Regions from separate parts of the Homo sapiens genome. Here region 1 is linked to region 2. Evidence: chromatin loops called from intact Hi-C (ENCODE). Cell type or tissue: Panc1. All regions are shown on one strand. Links, peaks and the distances in the headings refer to the core of each region. The heading gives the core; the rest is flanking DNA. Region 1 has its middle 21 kb from the start of EDN1. Region 2 has its middle 93 kb from the start of LINC02530.

Region 1 (2,930 bases), core at 140-2,639, 180 kb after region 2:
AAAAACAGCTCACCAGCAGAACCTTGAAGAAAAGCCATTCTTCTATGAGAAAGTGGCATTTCAAAAGCCTGGGTGGAGAGAAACGAAAGTTCACAGCCAGGGTGAGGAATAGCTAACATTTTATATATATCTATATATACGTGTATATATAGATATATGTATACGTGTATATATAATATATGTAACATCTATGTAATATATATGTAATATGTATGTTATAGAGGTAATATATGTGTTATGTTATATATGTAATATATGTATATATACACATATATACATATATATACACTTATATGTATATATACGTGTGTATATATACATTTGAGATGGAGTCTCATTCTGGCACCAGGCTGGAGAACAGTAGCGTGATCTCAGCTCTGCAACCTCCACCTCCCGGGTTCAAGCGATTCTCCTGCCTCAGCCTCCTGAGTAGCTGAGACTACAGGTGTGCGCCACCACGCCCAGCTAATTTTTGTATTTTTAGTAGAGACGGGGTTTCACCATGTTGGCCAGAATGATCTCTATCTCCTGACCTCGTGATCTGCCCACCTCGGCCTCCCAAAATGCTGGGATTACAGGCATGCGCCACTGCGCCCGGCTGCTCACGTGGTATATTTTTAAAATTAAACATAATCTAAAAAACACCTATGTCTGAACCACCTGGGTTCTTGCTAAAACAAAGATTTCTAGGTTCTATCATTTACTAGGTCTTAATTTCTGGGGTTTGTGACCTGGGAATCTTCATTTTATCAATTTTTCTAGGTTAACTCTGTTGCACACAAAATTTGAGAAATGTTCCCCTACGATAGTACCAATGTAGGGTGAAGATAAAACAGGAGGGCTGGGCATGGTGGCTCACACCTGTAATCCCAGCACTTTGGGAGATCGAGGCAGAAGGATTATTTGAGGCCAGGAGTTTGAGACCAGCCTGGGTAACAAAGTGAGACGCATCTCTACAAAAAATAAAAAAATTAGCTGGGCATGGTGGTGTGCACCTGTAGTCCCAGCTACTCAGGAGGCTGAGGTGGGAGGATCGCTTGAGCCCAAGAGGTCGAGCCTGTAGTGAGCTGTGTTCATGCCACTGCAGTCCAGCCTGGGCAACAGAGAGAGACCCTGTCTCAAACAAACAAACAAACAAACAAACAAAAACAGGAAAAGTAAGTTAGGGTCATATGGTGAAGGGTTTGTGTGATGAATAAAGGGCCGGTCTCCAGAGTTTCATATGGAATGGTAATCTACAATCACACTGTGTGGTAGGTATTATTATCTCCATATTATAGATGAATAGATGGAGACTTGGGAAGGTAAAATAGCTTCCCAAGGGGCTTATAAGCAGTGGAGCCATGATTTGAATCCAGGTATATCTGAATACAATGACCATACTCTTAGTCATTTTACTGCACTTGAGCCACTTTCCTGATACATTTGTGCTGACCAGGCTCCCTTTCTTACCCCATTCTCCTTACAAGGACTCCCTCTGTTGGGTGCAATAACTTGAATAGCTTGGGCCTCACTTCAGAGCTCTGTTATTCCACAGGGGTATCTAGGCAGCTGGAGCCCTCTGTGTTCCGGACTACAGATTCGGGGACCCAAAGGTGAGTCCAACTCATGTGACTTTTGTTCATCAGTAGCACAGTAGATTTGATTGTTACTTTTCCTGAGCACTTACTCAATTTCTAGCGACAACTTTTATTTTCATGGTCTGAACATTTGATGATCTCTTTAAGCAACTGATGGTTTATAGAGGTAATTGTCTCTGTTGAGTGAAAGGTGACAGAATTTAGCTAGAATCTCCTCTCTGTCTGTCTATTTTTAGTTCAAATCTATTAAGAATATTATGCCAACCAGGAAGTTAATATCTGGACTGGCGGGTTTTGTATTTGTTGGTTTATATTTGACATCTGACTGAAATTTTAGAAATGAAATTATAAGCTTTCTCTGTGAGTATGTCTGTATTTAGAAAGTCCTTTACTTCTCATCGTGTGAGTGTATAATATTTTTCTATCTCCTGATAATATCAATAAGCTAGATTAGGAAATGTCTTAAAGAATCTCTAGTCTGATTTGCTTAGAGATAAATAAGCATTTATATTGACTAAATATTCCTTTATTAAGAATATCCCTTTATGAAGAGAAAGAAATTAAGAAAATTGAACCTCTAATACTTTCAGTGTGGGGATTAAAAAAGGTATTGTTATAGATATTAACTCAGAAATAATTTAGAAATCTAATTTTATGTAATTTAGGTACTTTTTTGGCAAATGAGTCTAGCTTAATAATTTTGATTTAATAAATACAGCTAAGTTTTCTCTGATTTATCAGTGTTAAATATTGCATAAGCACAGATTTTGTTATATTTGTAAATATTTTTTAAACTTATACAGATTTACTAATTGAGGAAGCTAGCATCACTTCTACTAAATGTTTAAAATGATGAAAAAATGCGAATTTGTGTTTAAGTAATTTGAAGACTTATTTTGACAAATTTTATTTCAGCAGTAATTATGTTATACAATGTGTCAGCTTGAAGATAATTTGCAAAGTCTTTAGGAAACTTAAAACCTTGGGCCAATAATAAATTGAGTTAATGAATGGATATCCAGTAGCTGCCTAGATCATTTCTGAGAAAAGCAGAATACTGAACGTTAATTGCTAAACATCATTTTAAGTTTATATAATTTGCCTCTTATTTTATGTGGTAAAAATCTGTATATATCTATTAATGAATTTCTGGCATTTTGAGAAGTTACACTAGTAGGGATACACATGAACACAGAAAAGTATAGGAGCTTCTCAGAAAAGGAATTTTCTTTGTCATGGCCAAAGTTAGGTAAAGTTTAATGGGTATACATATAAAATTTTCAAAAACAGCTTTAGAGGCTGGGCACAGGGGCTCATGCCTGTAATCCCAGCACTCTGAGAGGCTAAGGC
Region 2 (2,930 bases), core at 217-2,716:
AGCTTTCCCTGCCAACTCAAGAGTCTGTGGTGGTTGAGGGGTCTCCTCCAGTAGGGATTCAAGAGGCCTGTGGTGAAAGCTGGTTGCTCCTTGCCAGTTAACTCACCCCCTCCGCAGGAATTGTTGGGGGCTAGGAATAGTCCCAGTGCATGGCAGCTCTGTGTGGGGTTCTCAGCTTCCTCCCTCTCCAGCCCAGCTTCTGTGTCTTCCCTCCAACTGTTCTCAATGCCTTCCCTCTGAAGATCTGCTAGGAGTGTGCCAGTCTTCCCAATGTCTAGTCTCTTGGAGAGAGATGTTCCTTCCAACTGCATCTATGTGGGAGGAACGCGGGAGGAACATCCCCCACTGAGGGAGCGGGACATCGGGAAGACTGGCACACTCCTAGTAGATCTTTTTAAATTCTCAGCATTTATTAGCATTTTAAGGATGCCTTCTGCCTTCATTTTATCTTAAACAAAAATATTTCAATTGTTTATCTTTAACCAATGCTCTGTTTACCATAAGCATAAATTCTCACATGACTGTGACTAAATTAATGAAGCCTAAGGGCATTCTCTTTTTGTATTTTCATCAACTTCTGTTGGGGCATAAACTGGTACAACCTTTCTATTTAGCAGTTTGGCAATACATATCAATAGCTCCAAAAAGTTACACCTTTGACCTAATGATTTCACTCCTAAGAATCTCAATGAAATTATAAGTAACAAGGAAAGAGGTTTGTTTGAAAAGATGTTTCACACAAAAGTATTTATAATAAGAAACACTAGGGAGGCCAAGGAGGGTGGATCATCTGAGGTCAGGAGTTCGAGACCAGCCTGACCAACATGGTGAAACCCCGTTTCTACTAAAAATACAAAAATTAGCTGGGAGTGGTGGCAGGCACCTGCAATCTCAGCTACTTGGGAGGCTGAGGCAGGAGAATCACTTGAACCCAGGAGGCGGAGGTTACAGTGAGCTGAAGTCGCACCATTACACTCCAGCCTAGGCAACAAGAGCAAAACTCTGTCTCAAAAAAAAAGAAAAAAAAAAAAGAAAGAAAGAAAGAAAGAAAGAAAAAAACCCACTGCAAACAACCTTTATGTGTCAATTTAATAAAGATCACTCTTTATAAAAGTGATCTTTACATAGAGTTTTAATAACCTAGTAACCTGCTTATGGTATTAAAGTTAAGTGTAATAAAAGCAGGATGCAAAATTGTGGATAAATGTGGTCTAGAACAGGCAAAAATAAAATACATAACAAAATATAGCAAAATATTAGCAGTGACTGAATCTGGGTGTGGAGATATGTTATTCTTGCATCTTTACAGTTATTTACTGATTGTAGCAATAAGACATTCAACAAAGGTACTCATCTCACCCTCTTCTACTTTGATGCTCTCAGTAATGTTTCACAATTGTTGACATAATCAAATATTAAAAATTCTTTTCTCTGAGTCATGTCAACAAGGAATGACATCAATAATGTCTTAGCAAACAAGGAAGCCAATAATCCAGTGTCATGATTAAAAAGCTGAAAACCTTGACCATAAAAGAACCTTTGCATTGGCCGAGTGCGGTGGCTCATGCCTGTAATCCCAGCACTTTGGGAGTCCGAGGAGGGCGAATCACAAGGTCAGGAGATCGAGACCATGCTGGCTAACACAGTGAAACCCCATCTCTACTAAAAATACAAAAAATTAGTGGGATGTGGTGGCATGCGCCTGTGGTCACAGCTACTCGGGAGGCTGAGGCAGGAGAATCACTTGAACCCAGGAGGCGGAAGTTGCAGTGAGCTGAGATCGTGCCACTGCACTCCAGACTGGGCGACAGAGTGAGACTCCATCTCAAAAAAATAAATAAATAAAATAAAATAAAATAAAAAAAGAACCTTTGCATTATAACTTAAAGAATCTCTCAATGTACATATTTCCATATCAGCATGTGCTCAGACGGTGTGTTTTGAGAGATTTGTGTCTTAAATGGCCTCCTGGATTTCTGACCTAACTTTCCTGTCCTTTTCGGAGCTGCTGAAGAGGATAAACTTTAAAATGAAACACACATACCTCCCTAATTATGTTTGCTATTACAACGTGACTTGTGAAAACTTTGGGGAAGTATATTGTAATAGACCAGCTAGCTATTGTACTTGAAGTATATAATTTGTAATTAGCAAATATGTTCTGAACTAACTGAGTAAACCACTTCTTTGCATATTCAAAGAAAGATCCCTTTTAAGGCGACTGAGTGCTAGTTTCCATGGAAGATCTCATTGAGGGGAGCCTGGAGGTCTCAGGATCTCTCATGAGGTCTCATGCTGGAGGCATGAAGATCTCAAGACTGTAAACAGTCACTGGCAACTCTTCACCTGATTTTGCTTCAACCTCCAAGCATCTGACCTTTATTATGAATATTCATTCATACCATTGTCTCAATATTGGAATGCCCCATCATTCTTTGCCAATATCTCTGCTTACATCTTGTGTTTCCAGTGAACAGAAAGCATGAACAAGAAAATGCACATGGAAACATGAAAATGTTTCCTCATTCTTTGCACACTCTGGCATGTCTTTCCATTGTTTTGTCTACTCTTGGAGAGCATCTGAACTGTAGGAGTCTTAGGAGGCCACTAGAAATTGGCTTCAACTGCATAGTAACTAGTTAGGCTTTGCTGTGCTTCACAGTCAGCCTAGAATGTTCTTGGGGCAGAGTGGTCCCATTGAATGACCAAGGCTGAAATGGCCACATTGTTAGCAACAACTTCTTCTCTGCCAATTTGTCATTTTTTACCACTTACTGGAGTCATGACAAATGTATCTGAGTCTCCCCCACCAGAAATAGAAGCCGCAATGTGAGTCACCCAGCCAAGCCTGTGCAATAGACATTAATTTATATGTCTTAAACAGTACTTGCCACATGTCTTCAAAAAAAATCCACTATTCAGTTCTTATC

Evidence for each region. Peaks named below come from ENCODE experiments on the same cell type or tissue, not always from the same donor. Only the 100,000 strongest peaks of a DNase experiment are listed, where the experiment ranks them.
Region 1: a loop joins it to region 2, with 2.4 times the contacts of the local background. A loop is called at or near these places in 7 of 110 quality-filtered maps.

Annotation. Positions count from the first base shown.
Region 1 is chr6:12,309,846-12,312,775 of GRCh38, reverse strand. No RefSeq gene overlaps it. Among named protein-coding and RNA genes, the nearest start is that of EDN1, 21 kb to the right of the region's middle. In Panc1, for the core only: CTCF peaks have their summits at 1,316 and 1,517; no DNase peak of the experiment used is centred there; H3K4me3 peaks cover 402 bases; H3K27ac peaks cover 2,500 bases.
Region 2 is chr6:12,491,046-12,493,975 of GRCh38, reverse strand. No RefSeq gene overlaps it. Among named protein-coding and RNA genes, the nearest start is that of LINC02530, 93 kb to the left of the region's middle. In Panc1, for the core only: no CTCF peak of the experiment used is centred there; a DNase peak (open chromatin) is centred at 1,425; H3K27ac peaks cover 1,724 bases.